2 separate regions of the Homo sapiens genome follow, and region 2 is linked to region 1. A link is a loop called in an ENCODE intact Hi-C map of the cell type or tissue named here. Cell type or tissue: adrenal gland. All regions are shown on one strand. Each heading gives the region's core, and the rest is flanking DNA. Links, peaks and the distances in the headings are about the cores only. Region 1 overlaps TMPRSS3 (transmembrane serine protease 3). Region 2 holds the start of TFF3 (trefoil factor 3).

Evidence for each region. Peaks named below come from ENCODE experiments on the same cell type or tissue, not always from the same donor. Only the 100,000 strongest peaks of a DNase experiment are listed, where the experiment ranks them.
Region 2: a loop joins it to region 1, with 2.1 times the contacts of the local background. A loop is called at or near these places in 10 of 110 quality-filtered maps.

What each region holds. Positions count from the first base shown.
Region 1 is chr21:42,370,087-42,381,342 of GRCh38, forward strand. It overlaps TMPRSS3 (transmembrane serine protease 3), which reads right to left. Exons shown (of 13, transcript NM_001256317.3): 10 at 10,031-10,126; 11 at 6,455-6,597; 12 at 5,630-5,782; 13 at 1,804-2,693. The coding sequence ends at 2,676. Among named protein-coding and RNA genes, the nearest start is that of TFF1, 9.2 kb to the left of the region's middle. RefSeq lists enhancers at 1-392, 2,597-3,545, 6,604-7,174. In adrenal gland, for the core only: no CTCF peak of the experiment used is centred there; no DNase peak of the experiment used is centred there.
Region 2 is chr21:42,313,700-42,329,198 of GRCh38, forward strand. TFF3 (trefoil factor 3) reads right to left here and starts at 1,710. Exons shown (of 3, transcript NM_003226.4): 1 at 1,594-1,710. The coding sequence starts at 1,675. RefSeq lists enhancers at 2,810-3,429, 3,430-4,048, 6,303-6,957, 7,359-7,859. In adrenal gland, for the core only: no CTCF peak of the experiment used is centred there; no DNase peak of the experiment used is centred there; H3K27ac peaks cover 456 bases.

The DNA.
Region 1 (11,256 bases), core at 2,811-10,810:
CTCCTCCTGACGCTCCCCACCTGCCCGCTGCCCCTGACCTGTGCCTTGGCAGGAGGGGGTTCTGTAGGTGGCCCTGGAGGGAGGGAGGAGTTTGGGAGGAAGTGGATCCGGGCTCTCCTCCAGGATCCCTCCTGGGATCACCTGGGACAGGCCACGTCCCCCTCTCAGCCACAGCCCAGGTGGGCGTCCTCTCCACACACCATCTTCCCCAGGCCCCAGAGCAGACCCCTCACCCCCCTGCCCCAGCCTGGGGGGTTTACCAGCCGCAAGGAGACTTTTACAGTCTTCACTCTCCTCGCATTGCCCAGATCCGCTGTGGTGAAGCCCGTTTCCTGCCAGGCCTCTGGTCAAAAAAGCAACTGCCACCCCAGGGACCCTTTACAAGGACACCCAGCTGAGGCCCTGGGGTTGGGGTCCTCAGGTATTGGAGGAGGCAGGTACTTTCCTGGCCAGGGAACTTGAGGCACAGACCCACAGCATGGAGCGGGACCACATTCCTCAAATTAACCCAGAAGGAGAGGGGAATGATTGGAGTGTGAGGCCAGGCTCCTCCAGGGAGAGTGGCTGAGGCGCTATGCTTCCATGGTGACAGTAGGGCGGTAACCTCGTCAGGTTAGCCAGCTTCTTCCAGAGCCACACACACCCAGAAAGGGAAGAGGAGATCCAGGACTGAGCATGGACGCAGGACGATCAGAAAGGCGTCCTTGGTGGTACACCCTCCAGACACCATCCACTCCCTCCGGACACCGCTCACACCCTCCAGCCACCGCCAACTCCTTCTGGCCACCAATCACACCCTCCGGTCACTGCTCAGTCCCTCCAGTCAGGGATCACTCCCTCCAACGACCACTCACACCCTCCAGCCACTGCTCACACACTACAGCCACCACTCCAACCCTCCGTTCAGGTCTTACATCCTGTGGCCACTGCTCATTCCCTCCAGTCACCACCCACACCCTCCAGCCACTGCCCACACCCTCCAGCCACCGCTCAAACCCTCCGTCCAGGTCCCATATCTGATCACTGCTCACTCCCTCCGGCCACAGCCCACACCCTTCAGCCACCACTCACACCCTCTGGCCACCACTCACTCCCTCAAGCCACCGCTTACTCCCTCTGACCACCCCTCACACCATCTGGCCATTGCTCACACCTTCCTGCCACTGGCCACTCCCTCCAGCCAGAGCTCACTCCCTCCGGCCACACCCTTCGGGTGCCACTCAAAACCTCCGGCCATGGCTCACACCGTCCAGCCACCGCTCATACCATCCAGTCACCACTTATGCTCTCTGGCCACCGTGCACTCCCTCTGACCACCACTCACACTCTCCGGCCACTGCTCACACACTACTGCCACCACTGAGACCCTCCATCCAGGTCTCACACCCTCCAGCCACCACTCACTTCCTCCGGACACCACTCACACACTGTGGCCACCACTCAGACCCTCCATCCAGGTCTCACACCCTCCGGCCACTGCTAACTCCCTCTGTACAGGGCTCACTCCCTCCGGCCACCACTCACACCCTCTGGCCACCACTCACTCCCTCCGGCCACCGCTCACTCCCTCCGGCCACTGCTCACTCCCTCCGGCCACCGCTCACACCCACTACTTTGCCTGGCCTTGCTCTACTTTTGAGTTCTGTGTATGACACGAGCTGATGCTGATCTGCTGAGCAACCTGTTCCGACAGAAGAATGCCAAGTCCACAACGCACACAGGAGAGATGACAGTAATGGAGCCCCTGGAATTCAGTGGATGATTTTGATTCACGTCACCAGTCCACGCAGACACGCCAGACAATGAGGGAAGGAAACATATTATTTGGAATCAAAGGACAATAATACGTCAAGCACCAAATGCTACAAAGAAATCATGAAAATAGGCCTTAAACGAGTCATTCCTAGATTAACCTCCCCACATGTGAAAATAAGTCTTGGAAGTAGAAAGGGTGGGTTTGGTTCTGGTCCCTAGAGATGAAAACGTGCAGTGACTGCAGTTCTGCACTTCTGGGCTGGTGCGTCTTTTCTGAGTGGCTGTTGGTGGCTTTGCACGTGAGGTCACATAACTGCTTATCTCGTCAGGAATTTTGCAAGACCCCTGGAGAGAAAACCAGATGGACCAGTGGGAAAGGCCGCCCTTGCAAGTTGCTGCTTCTTTTGTTCTTAGTGAAGATCAGAAAGGAGCGTGAGGCTAGGCGTGGTGGCCCATGCCTGTAATCCCAGCACTGTGGGAGGCTGAAGCAGGCACATCATTTGAGGTCAGGGGTTTGAGAGCAGCCTGGCCAACATGGTGAAACCCTGTCTCTACTAAAAATACAAAAATTAGTTGGGTGTGGTGGCGGGCACCTGTGGTCCCAGCTACTGGGGAAGCTGAGGCAAGAGAATCGCTTGAACCAGGGAAGCGGAGGCTGCAGTGAGCAGGGATTTCGCCACTGCACTCCAGCCTGGGCAACAGAGCGAGACTCCATCTCAAAAAAACAAAAAACAAAAAGCAGCTTGAAGGTTGTGCTGGAATCAGATGGAAGGGTGCCTCTTTCGGGCCTGCTACTGGTGCCGGAACTCAGAGCTCCAAGGGTGTCTGCTCGTGTGCAGGTTCCTACACGGGAGTCCAGGGGAGGATCGGGCTGTCTTCATCACCTCAGGAACTCAGGTGGCTACTTGTCCCCTTCCTCTTCAGGTTTTTAGGTCTCTCTATAAATGAAAACAAAGGCGTTATTGTTTTTAGCACTTCCAGCCATCCGTCCAACATGATGACGGAGCGGGCACCTGCATTTTGCCCTGTGGGAATTGTGGGGCTGTTCTCCACGATGAAGACAAGGTTGGCCTCCCCCTGGGGCTGCCAGCTCTGAGTGGATCCCAGGCAGGCATGAAAAGCTCCAACCAGCAATGCATCCGCAGGTCCCATCTCCGCCCTGCGACAGTTCCGTCACTTCCGTAGGAAACTTCCAGGTCTCGGCACTATGTTCCTGAGTTCTGGTTTGAGTCACAACAATTTTGTTTTAAACCCCCAACTAGATAGAGAAAAGTGCTGGATGAAAATGAAGATGAGGCCATGGGCATGCCACCAACTAGCACACGGGACACTTCCCCGCAAGACAGTGAGTCTTCCAAAGGCCCTCACGTTGACTTTCCTCACAATGGACAACTGAAACGCACAGCGGGCCTGCTGGAAAGCCTCCCAGGAAAGGAAGTCTCTTCTGGGTCTCCCCTAGGACGTCTGAAGAGGGACTTGGGAAAGGGCGTGTCTGAGGCTGCGCATCTCTCGCATGCACTGGTGGGTTGGAGGCAGCGGATGACTAAGGCGTTGTGCAGGGAGCAGGGGCCCCAGGCATCGCCGGAGCCAGCGTCACAGACGAGCTCCTCCACCACAGCTTCACCACAACAGGGGAAACTGCCTCCAAGACCCTCCCAGGGTTTCTCAGTGTGCCCTGAAGCCCCCATGCAACACATTCACCAGGGTCTTCACCCCAGACCTCCCAATCAGACTCCAGATAAACGCCCTGCAATCTTCACATTTAACAAACATCCTGAGAGAGGCTTCTGCACCCCTAAGTTTGAGATCTGTTGATTCTGCTGTGCAGTCACACTGGGGCCACGTCGGGGATCTGATGTGAGGCACACTCTGCCCTTGTTAGCTGGGGGGGCCTCATGCAGGTCGTCTCCGCTGTAGTACAGGGAGGGTCACAGGCTCTGTGGCCCAGGACGGTGCTGACATGGGAGGGGCTGAGGTGGCCCCGTCATGGAACCGTTGTGAGCGGGCTCCCCAGACTGATTTTGAACGTTTGTCTCCAGCTCACCCACGACAGCTGGAAGACACGGCGGTGGGCTTCTCTGCCTTGCGCCTTCAGTGTCTTAAGGGGGACTTTTAGGATCACCAGCTCAGTGCTCAGCCCCTGGGGATCTGTGTCCCGTGAAGGCCTCCATGTACTGCAGACCCGTGTGGAGGACCGGCTTCTCCTTTCCTGCCCTTTGCCCTCTGTGCCCACGCGACCCTTCTGTGCCCCCCAGGCTCCCACAGCACCCTGAACAGTGAGGAGGTCTCCCATTCAGTTGTCCATCCTGGTCCTTTCTACAGTGCGGGCGGGCTGGGCTGAGCTTTATACTGAAGAGCATAGCAGGCCACTCAGTGCCTAGTATGGGGCCAGGCTGCCTCTCCCAGCAAGGTGAGCAGGAGCAAGCACTTTCCACCCAGCCCGAGCACAGCCCTCACCACGCCCCGAGGGGGTGCTCAGGGCTGCAGGGCGGCAGTGCTGGAGGTGAAGCTAGCCCAGGTCTCAGTCCCAGGCCTCACCCTGTGCCCGTGGGCACCATTCTTTAGTTTCTCATTTAAAGCACAAAATCAGTGAGAGCAAAACGGGAATTAACGCCTGAGGCACATTCAGCATTTGATGTCCTTTCTTGGCCAATTGTTTCAAATTAAATGAGCTTTTTAAAAAGGTCTTTGAGCCTTGGAGACAGAAAGCTGACTGGTGGGTGCCAGAGGCTGGGGAGAAAAGTGGAGTGGGGAGTAACTGCGTGCTTCTAGGGTGCCGCGTGTCTTTTGGGAGATGAGAATGCTGGGAACTGACAAAGGTGGTGTCTGCACAGCCCTGTGAATGTGCTGATGCTACAGGGTTGTTCACTTTAAAATGGTGAATTGTATGTTATATAAATTTCACTTGAATTAGGGAAAAAAAACGTACTTACTTTGACGTCATTGTTAGTTCTTGGAAACTACGACTTTAAGCAAAATGATATATAATGAAACCAATTTTTTTTTTCTCATCGACTTTATAACAAAATTACATTGCAAGCAAGGACGTTGCTGGAGGGCCTGTGCGCACTGTTTCTCCTAAAGCTGCAGTTTCTAAGATCCCATCAACCGTATTAAGTGAGGACCTCCTGTGTTTGAAACCATCCCAAGGAGAGACTTCATCTGAGATCAAGCCAGCAAATGTTTCCCCGGCGCCCACATGAGAAAGGCGCCGTGTTCACCTGCCAGCACGCAGCTGCCAGGGTCCCAGCGAAGCCCTAAGCCTCCTTCTTCCTCCTCCACCGTCTCAGGTTTCCCCTCCATGCCCGGGTCCTGCCAAGCCAGCCTCGCTGTTGGGTGCCCCCCTGCAGGCCCCTCCCACTTCCACGCCTCCCCCTCCGGGACCCCCCACCCCCCCACACCACCAATGCAGAGCTCCCCAAGCCTCTCCTGACTGCTGCCTCTCATCCCTGGCTCCCAGCGAGGTTCCAGCCCCTCAGCAGGCAGGCAAGGTCCTCTCCCGCACTGTCTCAGCCCCCCGCCCCCTCCCACTTTCTCCCTGCTCCTGGCACACGGGGCACGCCCGACCCATCCCCATCCCAGCAGGGGCTCCTCCTCGCTGCCTCCTCCTTTCCCATGTCGTGAGGCTCCTTCTTCCTCCCGGGCCCCAGCTCCTCTGCCTGCCAGGCTGCACCCACCCAGAGCTGCCCAGGACTAGCTGTGATCTCTGTTTTCAGCACAAGCGTCTGACACCCTGGAGCCACCAAGTCACTGCTGCTGAATTGACAACCACTGGGTCACGCCCTGGTTTTTATAGCAAGACCAGGGTTGCATTTAAGGGACCTTAGGGTCAAAAGCCAGGGACAACGTGAGCTGGGGAGGGCGCCGCACCCACCTCCATCTGCTCGTGGATCCAGTCCAGGAAGGAGGTGACACGGGTGTACACCCCAGGCTTGTTCACCTCTGCGCAGCCGATGCCAAAGCTGGTCGCTCCCACTAACTTCCACAGCCTCCTCTCTTGACACACCAGGGGCCCCCCGCTGTCCCCCTGGGTGACAGGAAAGAAGCAAAGATTGGGGGACAGTCACCGCCATGCGAGATTGCTTTCTGTGGACAGTCTGCCGTGTGAGGCTGCTTGCTATGGAGTTGGGACCCCCCTTCATGATGTCCCAATGGATGACCCAGGTTACAGAAGGGAACCCACCAGCCCTTCCAGACACAGCATCCCCAAGGGAGGATGTCCCTCGGCCCCTTTGGGGTGCTGCCTCCAGCTGTGTGTCCCTTCCAGAATGCAGACCCTGACCCTCTGAAGCTCAAGGGCAGCTGGTGAGAGGGAGGGTCCACCTGGCCAGGGCCCTCAGGTGACCTGTGATCCACCTAGTAGAACTGGAGTCCCAGCCACTGCAGCTTTCGGAGGGCCAGATTCACTGGTTCCCCGCCACCTGCCTCCCCACCACCTGCCTCCCCTGTGGTCCCCCACAAAGTCAGAATTGGAGGGGAGCAGCATGAGTCCCCTCCCACCACCCAGCACCCACGCAGAGCCAGATCACTGGGTAAACACAGGGCTGGCAGCCAGGAAAAGGAGTGATATCTTGAGCAAATTTCTTCTCCACGCCCTGTAAATTTACTTTTTGTCCTGTCACAGGGAAACGCTGGCAACGACCTGTCCCAAGGGCTGGGTCACCCTGCCACGGCCTCGCCCACCGCTGCGGCCCCGTACCTGGCAGCTGTCCACGCCACCCGTCAGGTAGCCCGCGCAGAGCATGGAGGGGGAGATGATGCCACCGTACACGTCCCTGTGGTTGCAGATCTTGTTGGAAATCAAAGGGACGGCCGCGTGGTTCAGGACAGGGGAGGCGTCACCTGCTTCAAAGTGAGTGAGGGGATGTGTGTGAGAAGGAAGCCCGGCCCAAAACACAGAAGGCGCATGCTGAGACCAGGGGGGTGAGGGAACGAGGGACGAGGGGGATGCTCTCTGGTGTGTCGCAACAGCGGAAAAGGACAGGGCCCTGCGGGTGGGACGAGCAGACTCCCACTGTCTCGAAGCACCTCAAGCCCGAGCTTGCCCTCCTACGAGTGGCCGCAAGGGGCCAGTCTGCTTCAAGGCAGGGCCACCGACTCCCCTAAGGTGTCCAAAGAGGAGGAGGAGTAGGGGCAACAGTGGCCAAGACACCTCCCCAGGGCACCAGCCCAATCAGCCATCAGAACACCCCAGGTTATGGGAGGGAAACTGAGGCTCAGGAGGGTCACTCACTCAGCGTCTTTGTGAACTCTGGGATGGTCAGCAGAAAAATGACCCCAAAGACATTCTCACCCCAATCCCCAGAACCTGTGACTGTGTCACCTTACAGGGCAAATGGGACATTGCAGGTGCATTGAGGGACAGGCCTTGAGTGGGGAGATGATCCCAAGTAAGAGGGTGGACCTGACGAAGTCACAGGGGTCTTTGGAGGAGCCGGAGGAGAAGCTGTGACGACAGAGCAGGGACCAGAGTCAGAGAGTCAGAGAGAGATTCGAAGATGCGGCATTGCTGCCCCGGAAGACCAAGGAGGGGCACGAGCCAAGCAGTGTGGGCAGAGTGCAGACGCTGGGAAAGGCAGGAGACAGATTCCCCAAGGGCCTCCAGGAGGAGCCAGCACAGCCCACACTTGACGCCAGCGCCCTGAGACTGAGTTTGGACCTGTGACCTTCCTAACTATGAGATGATACCTTTCTGTCATTTTAAGCCACGAATTTGGGGTCGTTTGTTGCAACAGTCACAGGAGACTTAATCCACGTGCAGTGGGCCAAGCACGCCCCCGACACCGAGGGATGGACCCCTCCAACTCAGCTGGTTTGTGACCCAGGCATCTTGGTGTTTTAAAGACTCCATAGATTCCATGGAGACAACAAAATCACACAATGACAGGACCCTGAGGGGCTGCTCTGAGGAGCACATGGTATCACAAGACACTCAGCTTCCTGCCCGGAACGTGGCGAAACAGCTCAATGCATTATGGGAGAAGATTCCAGGACAGGCTGGAGCTGAAGCTACATCAGGACAGGGGCTCGTCGGACCTTTTGCACTGGACAGAGCAGATTGACAGCGAGAAGAAAATCGGCAGCGGGATGGAGAATCTCCTGGGAGGATGAAGCTGTTGCACAGCCTCCTCTTCAGAGCCCAGTGTCATCAGAATGACTCTGGTGGGCTGGTTGGTCCGGAATGAGAGCCCACCATGAGAGGAAGGGGAGCGTAGATTGGTGTCCCAGCTCCCACCACACACCAGGGGTGCTGGTTCTGATGAAGCTAGAAAGGCCCTGGACCAGCCACACTGGCACAGAACTGGGCCTGGGCCATGTGGGTGGGTTGGAAACTACAGAGAGCTGTGAGTGCCCTCGGCCAGGTGGGCAGCACTGCCAGTGGGTGGGGGGTAAGTAGGCCCACAGACTCGAAGCATCCGGGTTAGCTCCTGGGTGCCTTCAGCTGGGGGTGGGCTCAAGTAATTGGTGTTGAGTGGAAAACACTGAAATTCCTGTGTTAGGTTGAACTGTGGGCCCCTCCAAAATATGCCTACCTGCCACTATGGAGCCCAACCTTATTTGGAACAGGGTCTTTGCAGATGTAATTAAGGTAAGAATCTCAACATAAGATCTCCCAGCGTTTAGGGTGGACCCTAAATCCAACGACTTGCTGTCCTTATAAGACACAGGAGAGGGAAGTTTGAGATACAGAGACACAGGGGGCAAAGCCACGGGAGGAAGGAGGCTGAGGCTGGAGATCCAGCTACAAGCCCAGGAATGCCAGTGCAGCTGCAGCCGCCGCCACCAGAACCCAAAGGAAAGGGGTCAGAGCCTCCAGGAAAACCACCCTACAGACACCTCAACTGCGTGTGGAAATAAATCTCCACTTTTTTTTTGTTTTGTTTTGTTTTTTTAAACGCAAAGTCTCACTCTGTCACCCAGGATGGAGTATGATGGCATGATCACGGCTCACTGCAGCTTAGAATTCCTGGGCTCAAGCAATCCCACCCCAGCCTCCTGAGTAGCTGGGACCACCATGTCAGGCTAATTTTTGTTTGTTTGTTTGTTTGTTTGTTTGTTTTGAGATGGAGCCTTGCTCTGTCACCCAAGCTGGAGTGGAGTGGCATGATCTCGGCTCACTGCAACCTCCGCCTCCTAGGTTCAAGTGATTCTACAGCCTCAGTCTCCTGAATAGCTGGGATTACAGGTGTGCGCCACCATGCCTGGCTAATTTTTGTATTTTTAGTAGAGACAGGGTCTCACCACATTGGCCAAGCTGGTCTCAAACTCCTGAACCTCAAATGGTCCACTTGCCTCGGCCTCCCAAAGTGCTGGGATTACAGGCATGAACCACTGCACCCGGCCCAGGCTAATTTTTTTAATTTTTTGTAGAGACAGGGTCTTGCCATGTTGCCCAGGCTGGTCTCAAACTCCTGGGCTCAAGCAATCCTCCTGCCTTGGCCTCCCAAAGTGCTGGGATTACAGGTGCATGCCACCATGCCTGGCTAATTTTTGTATTTTTTGTAGAGACGGTGTCTCTCTATGTTGCCCAGGCTGGTCTCAAACTAATGGCCTCAAGGGATCCCATAGACTCGGCCTCCCAAAATGCTGGGACTACAGGTGTGAGGGAACACACCTGGCCAATTTCCATCGTTTTAAGCCACGCAGACTGTGATAATTTGTCACGGCAGCCACGGAAAATGAATCCTCTTCCTACTAACAAAGAAAGTGATTGATGGAAAAACCTAAGACTCATGACCAGCTCTGTACCCACACTAAGGAAAGGGTGGCCCGGGCTTCATTTGCATGGACTATGGTTACTGCCACTCCTACTTCCCTTATTATTACAGCGATCTCATCTGCTGCTGCTTCCACTTGCTCTTTGTAGGATGAAAGAACACATCTTCCAAAGTCCCACAAGACAAAGAGTCTTCACAAATACGAATCTTTGAGTTCTGAATGAAGCCTGGGAGGGTTGTCTAGGTGGGCTCTGTATGTCCTCAGTTAACAAGGCCGGGGGTCCGGGCAGGGAAAGGGAAACACCTGCTGTGTTCGAGAAGGTCTAACTCTCTCCTGAGAAGGTCTGCAGGGTCATGTTGTCCCCATAACAATGGAACCGTGACTCCTGACCCACAGTTCCTTGGCTGACTGTGTCCCGAGCAGCTGACATGCACTCCCTGGCCGGGGTATCTGGGCAGCCCATGGGAACATCACAATGGGACATTGGGGGAGCCCCCTCCGCAGCCCTCTGGGTTCTGAGCCCCTGGACTCCGAATCTTGGCTTCAGCCCACTGACCTCCATCCTCTGTGGCCCCCCATCCTGACGTCCAGCACACTTTTCCATCGGGGAAGTTCTCTTCAGAGTTGGGCAGGCACACAGGCTGGATCATTTCTGCTTGAAGGGAAACAATAGTTCACAACTCAATTGAAGCAGGAGTCCGAGAAAACAATCTCATCTATGCTTCTGCCTCTGAGGAGCCCAAACTATCTCCCAAGGGAAGGAAGGTCAAGCCCTTGGTTACTTGAAAACGATCAGCTCACAGCAGGAGCCCCTTACCCCATCCACCACACCCAGAGCACTTAAAACTGTAAAAGAGCCCTCCACCGTCGCAGCGTGAGGGAACCTAGACCAGGGTCAGCACACCTTTTGTGGAAAGGGCTGAATAGTCAATGTTGTAGGCTTCGTGGGCTGTGCGGTCTCTGGCTGCCATTGGAGCATGAAGACAGCCCCAGGTAACAGGTACCCACATAGGTGTGGCTGTGTCCAGTAAAATGTCTATTTACCAAAACACGATGGGGCAGACCAGGCTCTCAGGCCAACGCGTGCCCACTCCTGGCTAGATCACAGTGTGGGTGTTGCCTATAGAACACGGCTCCATGAATATTGCTATGGTTCCTGGGATATCTGGAGGCGACGAGTTTGCCTGTGTGTAGGGCTGGATCCTGTGGGCCTCCCCCAAAGCCAGAGTGCCCTGCACATACCTCGGGCTTTCGTGTGAACACACCCTGAGGTTCCCCGAGCTTTTCTGTGCAGAACAGTAATGGAGAGGTAGAGAAGGAATAAAAGAACTCACTTGAAACTTTGGCAAAGTACAAGTGCTGGCACCTCATTTCCTATAACCAATATCATTAATAATAGTTGGCAGACTGGCACCACCATAATCATTTTCCTGCTTCTCTGGAAATATTTGTTTCTGGGCATTACGTGTCCATGTGATGGATGCAGTAATGACTCTGCCAGGTAGAGCCTGCAGCTGGTCTCAGGTCAGGATTCTGCTTCAATAAGAGGGAATTAACCTATTTATTATGCTTTCCCTGCTTTCTTAAGAAGGAAAGAGGGCTTTAATTTAATTGGGAGTAGTCTCCTAGTACTTTGTTTGCATCTACGAGATGTTTGAAAGTTTTATCAGGTGTGGCTCTTCTGGCATTTTCGTAATGTCCAGAGGGCAGGGCTTGACTTTTTCAAGAAACAGGGTCTTTAGGAGCTGCTGGTTGGGAGAGAACTTTTCTGTACTTCCAGGG
Region 2 (15,499 bases), core at 1-8,000, 59 kb before region 1:
TTTGCAAGTTTGCATCCTCCCGCTCCGCCCCACCCCGCCGAGTTCAACCACTGCTGAAACCCTCGCCCTTAGGAAGATGCACTTTCCCTGTGAATATTTAAAGAGAGGCAGTCTGTTAAATGCTCAGCTCGGGGACTCTGGCCATTTGCCTAAGTGTCTTTCTCCTTGGCACGCTCTTATCACCTTCTCGGGAAGTCACATACGGACCTGGGTACCTTCCAGCTGGCAGGAACCCCTGGGGAATCTGGGGTCCCTTGAACCCAGAAACAAAGTTACCCTTCATTGTTTGACCAACAAAACCTTGCCCCTTTGTTTTAAATGAAAACCGTGACAGGAGAGGCACACGCCATAGAGATCATTGCAACGCATGCTGCCTGCTTTTCACTTTTTTCTGCATCTCCCCTTCCTGAATTGTTGAGCATGTCCCACCCTCCCGGGACATCCTTCAGTCCCCAATATTTTCATGTTTCAGGCAAGCCTCTATGTCTGTATGTGCAGCAGAAGTTCACTGCGTTTCATTAACGAACTGAGTATTTCCTTAGGAAAATGGCAATCACGTGCAGTGTCTTACATTCCCTTCTCTTGCTCCCAGTCCGTAATTGCTTATCCTCCTGGCATCCAAACTTCGCTCACACTGGAATCAGCTGCAGAGCTTTAAAAATGACTGACGTTGGCTGGGCATGGTGGCTTACACCTGTAATTCCAGCACTTTGGGAGGCCAAGGCAGGAGGATCACTTGAGGCCAGGAGTTTGAGACCAGCTTGGCCAACATAGCGAAACTCCATCTCTACTAAAAATCCAAAAAATTAGCTGGGCATGGTGGTGCATGCCTGTAATCCCAGCTACTTGAAGCCGAGGCACAAGAATTGCTTGAACCCAGGAGGCGGAGGTTGCAGTGAGCTGAGATTGTGCCACTGCACTCCAGCAGTGAGTGACAAAGCAAGGCTATCTCAAAACAAAACAGCTGAGGCCTGGATCTTGCCTGGAGATGCCCTGATGTAACTGGTGTGCCCCAAGCATTAGGATTTTTAAAGCTCTCCAGGTGATTCTAATGGGCTGCAAGTTCGGGAACCACTGCCTTTGACCCTGCTCAGAAGACACCCAGATAAAAGCCATGCCCTCATTCCTTCAAACTTGGGTTAATGGAGCAGCCACACCCCATGGCAGGGTTGCTATGCAATGGCTAAATGAACCTTGTGCCTGCCGGTATTGACAGTGTTCTGAAGTCAGGGTTTTTCTCCTGCATCTTTCCTTTTTCTTTGTAAATGTGGAACAATGCATAAAGACCTATATTGTAATTTAGAAATCTCCAGCAAAGATGGCTATGGGGTCATAGGGGATGGGCTCAGGCTCAAACCCTGATTTCAACACAGACTGGGCAGGGCTGCCTTGGATAAGTTGTTAACTTTCTCTGAGCCTCGGTTTCCTTGTCTGTGAAATGGGGACAATAAAGACCCACTTCAAAGGGCTAGCGCAGGAAAAAGTGTATATGTGACAGGTGGCCATTATTAAATGAATGCAGAATCCCCCCTTATCCTGGATCCCTTCCCTTCACGCCCACCCTGCCACCGGGGCAGTCAGGGCAGTACTCACACAGGCCCACGTACTCCTCAGCAGAGCTGGAGGACAGCAAGGCCAGGACCAGCCCCAGCATGCAGAGCGCTCTGGCAGCCATGACCACCGTGGGCTCCGGGACGCAGCTCAGGACTCGCTTCATGGTCCAGGAGGCCTCATTTATGCACCGTTGTTTGCACAGCTGCTCTGGATTGTTTGCTTGGGGAAGGCTCTCCCTCCTGGCTGTGGCTGCTCCTGTTCTCTCCTGCATGCCTTTGTCAAGCTCCCAGACAGTTTTTCTCTCCCAAAGGGGAGAGGTCAGTTCAGCCCCCACTGTTTTGGCAGCAAGCGGTAAGGGCGGATTCCAGTTCTGGTTCCGGGTCCTCTACTGGGGAGCGGATGTGTGTCAATTGCCCTCCTAGCCTGGCCTGGTGTAGTGTGCAGGAGCCATGTGGGGTGGCAGGACCAGGGTGTGGTGTCCGTTCCATCTCAGCCTCCCAGCCAGAAGCCCTCAGAACACCCCTGGTCCCATGACAAGAGAGCCCCAGGCTGCTTCATCCCAGATCGGCCTCGGAGACAGGCAGCTCTGAGTGAGTCAGGACCCTGCGGCTCTCTCACAACTCCTGAAACACAGAGATTCCTTGTCTTTCCTTTTTGCTTTCTCCCCTAAAAATTAGTAACTACATTTTAATAAGTGGATGAAATGAATTGATTGAAAATATGTTAGTAAAAACATGGTACACATAATTGATTTTTAAAATCAAATAATACAAAAGAGCCTTTCCTATCCAGAGGCATCTATTGATCTATTGTGAACACTTTTTTAGGTATCCTTTCAGAATTTTTCTCTCTGGATCTAAGCACGTTTTTTTGGTTTGTTTTTGTTTGTTTGTTTGTTTTGTTTTTTTTTTGTTTTTTTTTTGTTTTTTTTTTTTGGAGACAGGGTCTTGCTCTGTTACCCAGGCTGGAGTGCAGTGGCACAATCTCAACTCACTGAGACCCCCGCCCTCGCGGGGCTCAAGTGATCCTCCCACCTCAGCCTCCTAAGTAGCTGGGCCACAGGCATGTGTCCAGCTAATATTTTGTATTTTTTTAGAGACCAGGTGTCGCCATGTTGGCCAGGCTGGTCTCAGACTCCTGGACTCAAGTGATCTGCCTTCCTTGGCCTCCCAAAGTGTCAGGATTACAGGCATGAGCCACTGCACTCGGCCACATTTTTAACACAAACAGGAACTGACTCTCCACCTTTGCCCAGCGTGCTCTTTTAAAAACTAAAGACTACATCTCAGGAATTGTTTTATAACAACATATCAGATGAGACAGCGATGATTCTATCCATTTTCCAGAGGAAGAAACTAAGACTCAACATTTCCGGTGCCTATCAGAGGTTACTCCAGTGTCCCTGGTATAGCTGGTATTTAACCCACTCCCAGGACCCTAAGCCTCCGCCCTCGGCATCCGCAGCATCCCCCAACCCCCCAACCTCCTGCAGTGGACTGGCTGGTAGTGGGCAAGAGACTAATCTCATTCCAGGAAAACGGGCCCCTAGATTTTGTGTTCTCCGTGTTTCTTTTCCAGGGAGGCATTTTGATGACCCCCACTGGCCCTTCCAGGAGCCTCTGTCTGAAGGGTGGACTTGGTTTATCACCCCGAGAAATGGGAGCGCCTGGCTGCTTGGATTTAGCCTGCAGCTGGGGTCCCCGGTGGTGTGTGCAGGGCGGCCTTGAGCCTCCAAGGGTGCATCCACAAACTGCCCTTCCCCGAGTGACCCATGGGAGCTCGATGGCGTACGTGCTGAGCACCAGGATGTGTCCTGCCCTGTGACTCCCAGGCCCCGCCCTTGCGCTCAGCACGCCCTTTGTGGATGGATTTGAGGGCCCCTGGCCTCTGATGTGCCACTCCCGCTGAGGCCAGCGAAGGAGGAAGAAGGAAAGAGCGTTGCCTGCCTTGTTTTCGGGGCACTCACTTTTTCTGGGAGACAGCGGACCCAGGTTCATCAATGGACAGCAGGATTTTCATGTTATTAAAAAGGTCATTGTAGGGGAAATCCCTGGGGGATCTGGTGAGATCTCCCTGGGGGATCTGGTGAGATCTCCCTGCCTTCCCACTGCTCCTAGTACCCAGAGGCCAGGCCAGGTCGTGGTGCAGGGCTGAGTTCCAGGAGGGTGCAAACACCCCAGGAACAGACTGCTGCCCCTCCGGCCCTCATGACCTGCTGGGGAAGGACCCCCGCAAGGAGCTTCTGCAGGTGCTGTGGTCTCCACCTGCTGCACTCAAAATTGCCTGGAGTGGGGAGAATATCAATGCCTGGGCCCCGCCCTGACAGGTGGTTCTGTCGCCTGTGATTCTTCTCTGCGGCCAGCACCGAGAACCCTGCTGGGGTTTGCTTCCGTTTAACTAGTGAATGTTGACTGAGCTCCTACTGCCTACACCCAGGGTTTAGGGCTGGGGAAGGAATAACAAAGGTGACACATTCTTGTCCTTGAAGAGTCCCCCCGCAAAGGGAGACGGGATCATGTCAGAGTTAAGATGGTGAAGCCAAGACTAGGTTCTGTGCTGCCTGACCTTGGGCAAGTCACGTCCCATCTGTACCTCAGTTTCCCTACATGTCACAGGGTGCTCACCCCACAGGACAGCATGAAGTGGTGCTGCACAGCCCAGCCAGGTGCCTGGGACACACACTGACCACCTGCCGGGTGTGCTGGATCAACCATGATGGCAGAGGAGAGGATTCCTGGTCCCGGCTCTGGTAGGAGCAAAGGCTGTGGCAAGGGGGCCAGAGCTGGGTCCTGTCAGGTGGAGACGCACAGGCTTCTCAGAGAAGGGGGATTTGGGCTGCACCTCTGGAGAGGTCAATGGGGAGGCCCGTGTGTGTCCCCTCTCTCTGTTCTAGGAGCCCCCTCCCCAGGAGCCCTGGGCTCTGTACAGGAACAGAGGATGGCATGGGAGAGCCCAACCTGCCTTCCAGAGCCTGCATTCCCACAGCCTTCCCCAGCCACCCTATTCCCCTGGGGGAGTTCCAGTTCCAGAGAAAAAGCAGAGCTGTTGTCAGAGCTGTAGGCCGTGCGGTAGTGGGCATCGGGCCCAACCCAGACAGGTGGCTCCCCTGGGCAACCCAAGACCTGGGGGTGAGCAGGACTGGCTCTAAAGGAGCCTCTCCCTTTCCTCCTTGGGAGCCGCATCCCGCATCCCTGCAGCAGCCTCGTCAGCTGTGTGCGGTGTGGCGGTGTGGGCCGTCCCAGGAGCCCTGCAAATCCCTCCCACCCTGGGCCTTGTGCAGGGGCTCCTGGATGGATCCAAGAAGAAGACAGTCTGCTCCCCCATGCCGGGGCTGCAACCTTTCACCTCCCGGATGCGTGGTCATTGTCACGTGCATATAACAAGCACAAGCTGAGCATGGGTCCCAGGTCAGGCACTCGGCCTGCAGATGTGGGAGCCCCAGAACATCAGGCAGAGCCCGTGCCCTCAGAGCTCACAGGCTGGTGAGGAGGAACAAGCCTTCAAGCATGAATTGTGGTGCAGTATGATTAGAGCTGGCAGAGTGGGGTGAAATCTGACTAGGTCTTGAGGGATGAGTACAAGTTCACCAGATGGGAGGGGTGAAGGTCAGAGGGGCACATTTCATTTTATTTTATCTTATCTTATTTTATTTTATGTTATGTTAAGTTATTTTATTTTATTTTATTTTATTTTGAGACAGGGTTTCTCTCCCATCACCCAGGCTGGAGTACAGTGGTTCAACCTCAGCTCACTACAGCCTACACCTCCCAGGCTTAAACGATCCTCCTCCCTCAGCCTCCCGAGTAGCTGGGATTACAGGTGCATGCCACCACACTTGGCTAATTTTTGTATTTTTAGTAGAGACAGGGTTTCACCATGTTGGCCAAGCTGGTCTCGAACTCCTGACTTCAGGCAACCCATCTCTCTTGGCCTCCCAAAGTGCTAGGATTACAGGTGCACGCCACCATGCCCGGCTAATTTTTGTATTTTTAGTAGAGCTGAGGTTTCACCATGTTGGCCAGGCTGGTCTCAAACTCCTAACCTCAAGTGATTTGCCTGCCTCAGCCTCCCAAAGTGCAGAGGGGCAGGTAAGGCCATAACACTGCCTACTTTGCACTAACTCACTGCCCCACAGAAAACTCAGAGTTGATGTGGCACATGCAGGTTATAGGGTCTGCATCACCGCTCAGTTTTCTGGTATTGTCACTCGATTACTCAAGCAGCAGACAGTCCGAGGGAGGAAGGAAGTAGGAAGTTGTGCTAATCAGCACCCGTGGGTGGCCCAGGGCCGCACACCTCCCAGGAGCACCCTGCTGCCCAGCTGTCTCTCGGTCTGCAGCTGCCATGGGTGCCGCCCCTCACTCTGCACAGAACTTCCTCCTGCCTCCCTGAGAGAGGCTCGAAGACCCTTCCTGAGTCATCACGACCTGAATGTAGGTGCTTTGGGGAGGCAAACGCAGTGACCCATTCAAGGATGCTTCTGTCTTGACACATAGTCCACTGAGGACAAATGGGGGTGGGGACCAGGAGCAGAGCAAATGCCACCACCACGTGTAAAACAGGAAGGTCAGAACGCAGAGCAGCCCAGTGGGCTCGGAAGGGGGCATGGGCTCCAGGGTTCCCTTGTGCAGCTCAAGGAGCACTTGGTGCTGTTTCAGCCACTCGTCTTGAGAAGCAGCCACAGAGCCCTCTAAACCCAGAGCGTCTGTGGGTTTGGGACCGTTGCATCAGCCCCACGTGCAAGGGACAGGAAAGGTTCCCAGAAAGGCATGGACTGACGGCCAGAAATAATGCAGCTGACCGCGGTGGACAGGAGCACCTCACCCGCAGCCCCACCTGCTGGGCCCAGATGGGCCCTTCCCCAGCAGCCAGACCTGCTCTACCAGGAAGCAGAGCCTGAGAGGAGGGTGCAAGGCCCTCACCCAGGCACCGGAGGCACCGTGTCACCTCACCTTCCGTGTGATGCACTCCAGTCTGCAGTCCTGCACTGAGCCAGTCCTGGGCCGACAGCTGGGAGCCCCTCTTGTACCAGACCTGGGCTGATGGCATGCAGTTCTCAGAGACAGTCCCTGAATGCATTGGTGCAGGCAGCCAAGTTCAACAGCCCCAGACAGCACAGGGGACCCCATGGGGAGCCAGGTCCTCCCACCACCAGACTGGGAAGCCGCAGCCACTCTCGGCCTTCGGACTTGGCTCATACCTGTGAGTCAAGCCTTTATCACCAAGTGATTCCCAAGTACATTGAGTTGAAGGGTGTCCTCCCCAAAATTCACGTCCCTCCTGAAACCTCGGAATGTAACCTTATTTGGAAATAAAGTTTTTGCGGTTGTAATTAAACTAAGATAAGGTCTAGATCAAGCTTGTTCAATGTGAGGTCTGTCTGCCACATGCAACCCAGGATGGCTTTGAAGACGGCCCTACACAAATCCGTAAACTTTCTTAAAATGTTATGAGATTTTTTTTGTGATTTTTTTTTTTGGCTCATCAACTATCTTTAGTGTTAGTGTATTTCACGTGTGGCCCAAGACAATTCTTCTTCTTCTGGTGTGACCCAGGGAAGCCAGAAGACTGGACACCCTCGGTCTAGATGGATCCGCTCGCCATCTGGCCTGGTCTAGATGGAGTAGGGTGGGCCCTAAATCCAATATGACTAGTGTCATTATAAGAAGAGAAGAAACACTGAGACACACACAGGGGTGCAGATGTGAGCACAGACGGGGCAGGGAGGCCACATGGCGATGGCAACTGGGGCAGAGACCGAGTGATATGCCTGCAAGCCAAGGAGGCCGGGGACTTCAGCACCCCCAGGAGCCGGAAGAGGCAGGCAGGACACTTCCCTGGAGCCCTCAGAGAGAGGAGGCCCTGTGACACCTTGACCTTGGACTTCTGACCTCCAGAGCTGAGAGAGAATAAACAAGAATAAACATCTGTTGTTTAAACCACCCAGCTTGCGGTGCTGGTTATGATGGCCCAGGACCCTCACACACAAGGGGCGCCTGGCAGCAGGGTCTTTTCAGCCTGTGCTTTCTGGTGTGAGGGAAGAGGGAAGGGAAGGACACATTGAACGATCCCAGTGGCTTGTCTCATGGTGACCTCTCCCTTCCTGCCCTGGCCTGGCTCCCTGGGGCCCTGGATGAGCTCTTCCCGGGTGCTCAGTGCCCCCTAGCCAGGACCACGGGTCCACTCGGCCGCCTGGATGCCTTTGACCCCACACATCGCCAGGCCTCGGCCTTTGTCCTTCCCGGCACCCATCCGATTGCTGGTCTCCATGAGTCCCTGGCTATCATCAATCCCCAGACATGTATTTGATCCCTTCCCAAACTCCCCTGTCACCAGAATTATCCCCAGTGGACTCTTTCATTCCCATTTCCTTGTCTCAGGGGAGGCTAAGACAACACTGGCTGGTGAGGGCTCCGGGACTCTCGCGTTCTGGTGGGGCTTGGGCTGGGCTCTGCCCGATGGAGGGCAGGGCACGCGGCAGCTCATGCCCAGGGCACAGCGGGACAGAGAGGCAGCCCTGTGAGAGGCTGTCAAAGCCAGGACACTTTTCAGACAGGTGAGTGGAGGTGCTGTGAATAATGATGCCAGGACAAGAGTTGTGGCCAGGGAGTGTGCCTGGCAAACTGGGACCAGGACCCCCTGCCAAGAGGACATTCCACAAGCCCCCCACTGGGCTGCAGTCATTTCCAGAGACTTGAACACTGTGGAACTAGGACAGAGGGAGGAACAGGCACCCCCCCCAACTTTGGAAATGGAGACACAGTCAGGTGATCCCAACACACGTGTGGCATAGCATCATGCCCTGACATATGTGGTCGTGCACAGATGGGGAAGGTACATGGATACATGTGTGTGCATCTGGCCCTGCAATGGGTCGGGGAGCTAAGGAGCCACACAGCACTCACGGGGCCAACCACAGCACTAGGTGTCTTTGTCTTTGTCTCCCATTCTGTGGGGATTGGTTCCTTCTCTTTTGGAAAGAAAAGTCAGTTAATCCTATGGTTTCTAAAGTCACAAAACATAGTTGCCATTTAGGCATAGTTGCCATTTAGGAGTTGACATGTCCAGTCCCATATGACAATCAAAATTCTGAACTTGACTTAAAATTAGATGTTTTCATTTGATGCCATAAAGGAATTAGTGGACATTTTTAGCATGGGGTGGATCTTTGAGTGTGTAGCTCTACGTATATGACACACATATGGATGTAAACGTTTACATGTATCAGTATCTCTTCAAGGTATAGACTGAAATATTATGTATAATCTGTGGAATTGTCTTCAAAATAATTCAGGAAGGATAATTAGAGGTAGTAAGTATAGATAAAACAAGATTGGCCATAAGTTGATACTTGCTGAAACTCATTGATGGGGGTTCATCATACTATTATCTCTACTTTAATATATGTTTGCAATTTGCCATAATTAATAAATTGAACCCTCTCCCTCTCCTGGCCTGCTGCTCCAGGGGTAGGAACAGTTGTTGGGGCAAGGGCAGGGTAGAGGGGAGTAAGGGGAACTGGGAATGGGGAACGGAAGCTCTTCCTATACTGGACTGATGTTTCCCAGGTTGGCTCCACATTCTCTGGGCCCATCAGGTGCTTGAAACAAACGCCTTATCTCATGTGCTGCTTCCGGGGGGTCTTCAGGGGTTCCTCATCTGCAGATCCTTGGACACTGGGGATGCACTTTCCACTAGCTCATCAATTTCTCCTCCCATCCCCGGGAACATGGTGTTGTCTTTGGTTTCTCTGAGATGATGTCTGCTCCCACCTCAAGTGTCTCTCTTGTACAAAGTCTAGGATGACGGACACAGTTCTCTTGAGCTCCATGGCTTACCTGTGGTTCACCGGACACATTTGTGCCTCCTTCACCCCAACACACTCTGGGATGCAGGCAGATCCTAACGGTTCGTCCTGTTCCTCACTAGATATTAGAGTCCCCAAGAGTCAGAAACCGGTGTCCTGTAGCCTCCAACCATGGAGGACATGCACCACGCTCTCTTGGTGGACCCACTAAGACCTCATTCCTAAGACCTGAGACTAGAGACAGGCACACCCCACCCTTACCCCCTGTGGCAAGATGACAGTGAGAGAGACTCACAGCATATCAGCAACTCCTTAAAAATTCTCACACTTAGCATTTTCTACAAAATTCCCTTCCCTTAAACCTTTTGTAGCATCAGTAGAGGCAAAATACTGAAGAATCATCTAACAATTCTCAGCCAAATTGTTTTTGATGTTTCATGGTCTATTGTCTCACTTTGAAATATGACATCTACTGTTTCTTGATGTCTCAGCTAAATCTCCTCTCCAACACCCACAACACCAAGAGTTCCAACTATATTTATTCATTGTGTTACGGGAAAGGCGTCCTGATCCAAACCCCAAGAGAGGGTTCTTGGATCTTGGGCAAGAAAGAATTCAGGGCGAGTTCACAGTGCAAAGAGAAAGCAAGTTTATTAAGAAAGTAAAGGAATAAAAGAACGGCTACTCCATAGACAGAGCAGCCCTGAGGGCTGCTGGTTGCCCATTTTTATGGTTATTCTTGACGATATGGCAAACAAGGGGTGGATTATTCATGCCTCCCCTTTTTAGATCATCTAAGGTAACTTTCTGACGTTGCCATGGCATTTGTAAACTGTCATGGCGCGGGTGGGAGTGTAAAAATGAGGACGACCACAGGTCACTCTCGTGGCCATTTTGGTTTCAGTGGGTTTTGGCCGGCTCCTTCACTGCAACCTGTTTTATCAGCAAGGTCTTTATGACCTGTATTTTGTGCTGACCGCCTATCTCATCCTGTGACTTAGAATGTCTTAACCGTCTGGGAATGCAGCTCTGTAGGTTTCAGCCTCATTTACCCAGCTCCTATTTAAGATGGAGTTGCTCTGGTTCATATGCCTCTGACAATTGGATTCTGTATTTAGATATAAAACCCAAAGACAGAGGTCTAAATGTGTTTCTTGAGGGCTCCTACTGGGCAGATAACTGTGACAGACTTTGGTGAGAGAGAACAAAGGCAAAAAATGTGTAGCTCCTTCCCATGAGAGACTTTGGAGTATAAGGGAAGACTAGATGTGCAGACAAATTATGGACTTTACCGAAGGGCCTGAAAGAAGAATTGAGGAAGCAGAGACGTGCCTATTCAAGGATGAGAAGACCATGGATTCTAAAGGTGGTAATTTTCTCAAAATAAACTATATATTCAACTTATTTTCTATCAAAGTCTCAAAGGAAGATTGTAATTAAATGTCACAAACTGACTTCAGGATTTAAATGAAAAGATAAAGCACCAAAAATACCTAGTAAAAGTTTAAAGAACGGTTCCCAGGAAGAGGAAAAGAAGAATCAGAAGATATCTATCCTATCAGACATTAAGACTGATTACAAAACTACTGTGTTTAAAGCAGGGAAGTACGGGTGCGGGGATAAAATCAGACAACTGGAGCAGAACAGAAAGGTCAGAAATAGATCCATACACATAAGAAAATGTGGATAATATATTTGATATCAATGGGGAAACAGGACAATTGAATAAATGGTACCATGACAATCAGTTATCTGTATTTTAAAAAGACAAATTCAGATCCCCACCTAATGACGCTAAGCTATTTTTAATTATCTACATTGAAAAAGGTAAATTTAGAACCACAATTTAACAACCCATTAACAAGTTTTCCTCTCTGCCCTGGCTGGCTTCCTGGGGAGCTGGACGAGCTCTGCCTGGGTGCTCAGTGCCCCTGAGCCAGGACACTTAGTACTGCGGTCCGTCCCGTTTATGCTGTGTGGCTCCTCAGCTTCCTGACCCATTGCAGGGCCAGATGCACACACATGCATCCATGTACCTTCCCCGTCTGTGCATGACCATGTATGTCAGAGCATGACAATATGCCACATTTGTGTTGGGATTGCTTGTCTGTGTCTCCGTGCCCAAAACTGGGGGAGTGCCTGTTCCTCCCTCTGTCCAAGTCCCACAGTGTTCAAAGTGAATTACAGGCCCAAAGTGAAAAGTAAAACTTTAAGTCACTAAAAGTAGAGATAGTCAACCAGCTCATACTAGACCCTGCCCTTCTTGATATAACAATGAAAACTCTGGAAAAAGCACAAAGCAATGGCCTGATGGCACTGGAAAGTGAGAAAAACAAACCAAGCACAGCTGTCTGAGATCCTGGAGGGGAGCTGACCCTGGAAGAAGGAGAGGGAATGCTGCGAATTTATTTCTGTATGGGATTTTGCCTGAGGGTAGGTCACAGTGGGTGTTGTATAGTTGCGGCTAAAACACCAGTGGAAACCTGTGGTCCTTCAGGCTGGAGAATCACTGTACTGAGAAAAGGGCAAACCCAGCTGCAGGAAAGCGAAAGAGGAATCCCAGAAAGGAGAGAGCTAGAGAGGAGAAGCTCCAAATTCTGTGTGAAAACCCTTCCCAAGTCTCTCTCTGACCCATGGACCATCCACATACAGGACAGACTCTGGCTAAAGATGAAGAAACTGAAGTTTGAATGACACCCAAGAAGCAGAGTTTGACGTTTGAATCCAATGGAGATGATTGCCTGTCAAAACAAACATACAAAATAAATAAACAGGCAAACACAACTATCTTCAGAGGAATAGAACAGAATCTGCATTCCCCACAACGTAGCAACACAATGTCCTGGCCACAATCGGAAATTACTAAACACACAACCAACAGGAATGTCTCATGCGTTCTGAAGAGAAAAAAAGCCATCAACCTGAGATGACCCAGACATTGCAATGACCAGATAAAGATTTTAAAACAATTAGTATAAGTATGCTTGAGGAAATAAAGAAATATTGCTTATAATGTATGTAAAAATAGAAAATCCCAGAAAAAGAAAATTTAAAAACTGTGTAAAAATAACCAAGTAGAAAGTATAGAACTGAGGGGAGTCAGGTGTGGTGGCTCATGCCTGTAATCCCAGCACTTTGGGAGGCTGAGGCGGGTGGATTACGGGAGGTCAGGATTTCAAGACCAGCCTGGCCAACATGGCAAAACCCCGTCTCTACTAAAAAATACAAAAAACAAAAAATTAGCTGGGTGTAGTGGTGCACACCTGTAGTCTGAGCTACTTGGAAGGCTCAGGCAGGAGAATCACTTGAACCCAGGAGATGGAGGTTGCAGTAAGCCAAGATCACACCACTGCACTCCAGCCTGGGCAACAGAGCAAGACTCTGTCTCAAGAAAAAAACAAAAAGAACTGAGAAGTATATGTGTGAATAATAAATCTACAGTGAATATAAACTAAATAAATAAGTAAATGAAAGAATAGTAAATATGTACATGAAAGTAAAACGTATTGAAGTCTTAGAGTAAAGTGAAGATGACAGAGGAAAGTCAATTAACGTAAAAGATAGCACACTTTAAATTATCCAGTTTGAAGAATAGAAAGAAAAAAAAGGTTGAAGAAATGAACAAAGCCCCAACTACCTGTGGGACAATATCATAAAGTCTGACAGCGTGAAATCAGAAAAAAAAAAAAAAAAAAGTGGCCAGACATGGTGGCTCATGACTATAATCCCAGAACTTTGGGAGGCTGAGGTGGGAGGATCACTTGAGGCCAGGAGTTCGAGACCAGCCTGGCCAACAAAACGAAACCCTGTCTCTACTAAAAATACAAAAAAATTAGCTGGACATTGGGATGCACACCTACAATCCCAGCTAGTCAAGAGGCTGAGGCACGAGAATCTCTTGAACCTGGGAGGCGGAGACTGCAGTGAGCCGAGATTATGCCACTGCACTCCAGCCTGGGTGACAGTGAAACTCTTTCAAAAAAAAGAAAAAAAAAAAAGCCAGAGAAAAAATTAAGAATGCTGAATCTTTGAGAAGATATTTCTTTTTAAAAGATAAACCTCTAACGAGACTGGTCAGGAGAAAAAATAAAGAAAACACAAGCTACCAACATCAGGAATGAAAGATAGGCTATTACTATCATGGTACAGACATTAAAAGGATAACTAGATAATATTTAGAGTAACTTAATACCAACAAATTTGGTAACTTAAATATGAAATGAACAAATTCCCTGTAAAACACAATTTACCAAAATGGACACAGACAAAAAATAGGAAACCTAAATAGTCTTATGTCTATTAAAAATTTTGAAGTTGCTATCAAAAACCTTCCTACAAAGAAAATCGCAGGCTTGAGTGGTTTCACTGTTGCATTCTACCAAACACAAATGAAGACCTTTAATCCATACAAACCTAGGAAAAAGATGAGCTGGGCATATTTTCCGACTCACTTTATGAGGCCATCATAAGCCTAATATGAAAACTTGACAAATATATTATGAATAATGAAAGAGCAACATCAACACAGATTGAAAAATACTTATAAAAATATTAGCAAATTCAACCCAGCAAGATATAAAAACAATATGTCAAGATGTAGATTTTTTTTTCTAAGAAAAACAAGGTAGAGTTTAACATCAAATAATCAATGCAGTTTAACAGAAAAAAATTTTAAAACATGTAATCATTTCAATGAATGTGTAAAAAGCGTTTAACAAAATTAACACTGATACATGATAAAAATTCCCAGAAAACTCGGAATAAAGAGATCATTCTTAAGCTAATAAAGGAAATCTACAAAAAATACAACATTATACTAACTGGTGAAATATTGAATATTCTCCTCCTAAAATCTAGGCCAAAGCAAGAATTCCCACTCTCATCACTTTTATTTAACATTGTAATGGTGCTTCTAGCAATGGTATAAAGCAAGGAATAAAAGGCATAAAGATCAGAAAGGAAGAAGGAAAACTGTCTTTATTCAAGGAAGATCATTTGATTTTCAATTGCCTGTTGCTAATATATGAACACCATTGATTTTTGTATATTAACTTTGTTTCCTGTAACCTTGTTTTAAAGAATTTTTTAAATAGATTTTTTAAAGGATGCTCTAAAATAGCACAAATCATGAAGGTGCAGTTGATAAATCTGACTCAATTACAATTAAGGATATCTATTCATCAAGACATGATAGAGGAGTAAAAAAAAAAGTCTAGTCATGAACTAGGAAAAGATATTTGAAACCCATGTAACTGACAAAGGATTGCTATAAAGGATAGGTAAAGAACTCCTTCAAACCAGTGAGAAAAAGACAAATAACATGATTTTTTAAATATACAAATAGGATTGCCACTGAAAAGAAAAGCTAGGTAGTCAATAAGGATATGGAAAGAAGCTCAACCTCACAAAAAGTCAAGGAATTACAAATAAACCAATGTTAAAATATCACTTTACTTAACATCAGATTGCACTGATTACCAAATGTCGACAAGTTGTGGAGAAATAGAAACTCTTATGCAAATCTGGCAAAAAGGTAATTGACACACCCTCTTTGGCAAGCATTTTGACAACAGCCAGTAAATTGAAGAAGTCCGTATTGTTCTGATAGAAAGAAACTGGAAACATTATACCTAGTTGCCTATCAATTGGGGATTGAATCCTGTGGAATATTATACACATGTTAAAATGAATGAAGCAAATATATTTTTATTAATGCAAATACATTTCAAAAGTTAAAAATAAGATATAAGTTGAAAAGGCTGCATACTAGGATACCATTTCTGATTATTTTAAAAAACAACAAAATAATACCATGTATTGTTTATGGGTATCATGGGAATAATGCCCACTGACTCAGGAAGAGTGGTTAATTCTGGGGAGGGAGGAAAAAGGATGGATTAAAGGAGTACTTTTATGATTTTATTTCTTTTTAAAATGAGAGGCATTTTTAAAGTGAGAGGCATCAAGGCATAAGTAACTGACAAGTTGATGAATCTGGGTAGCACATATATAGATGACACTACATTAGATACCATTCAAGGAAAGGCATTTGACATATGGCTATTTAAAATTTTTATTTAAAGAAATCCAAATAACGCAGGTGGTGTGGGCAGCAAGTCCCAGCTGCTGGGTGTGAGA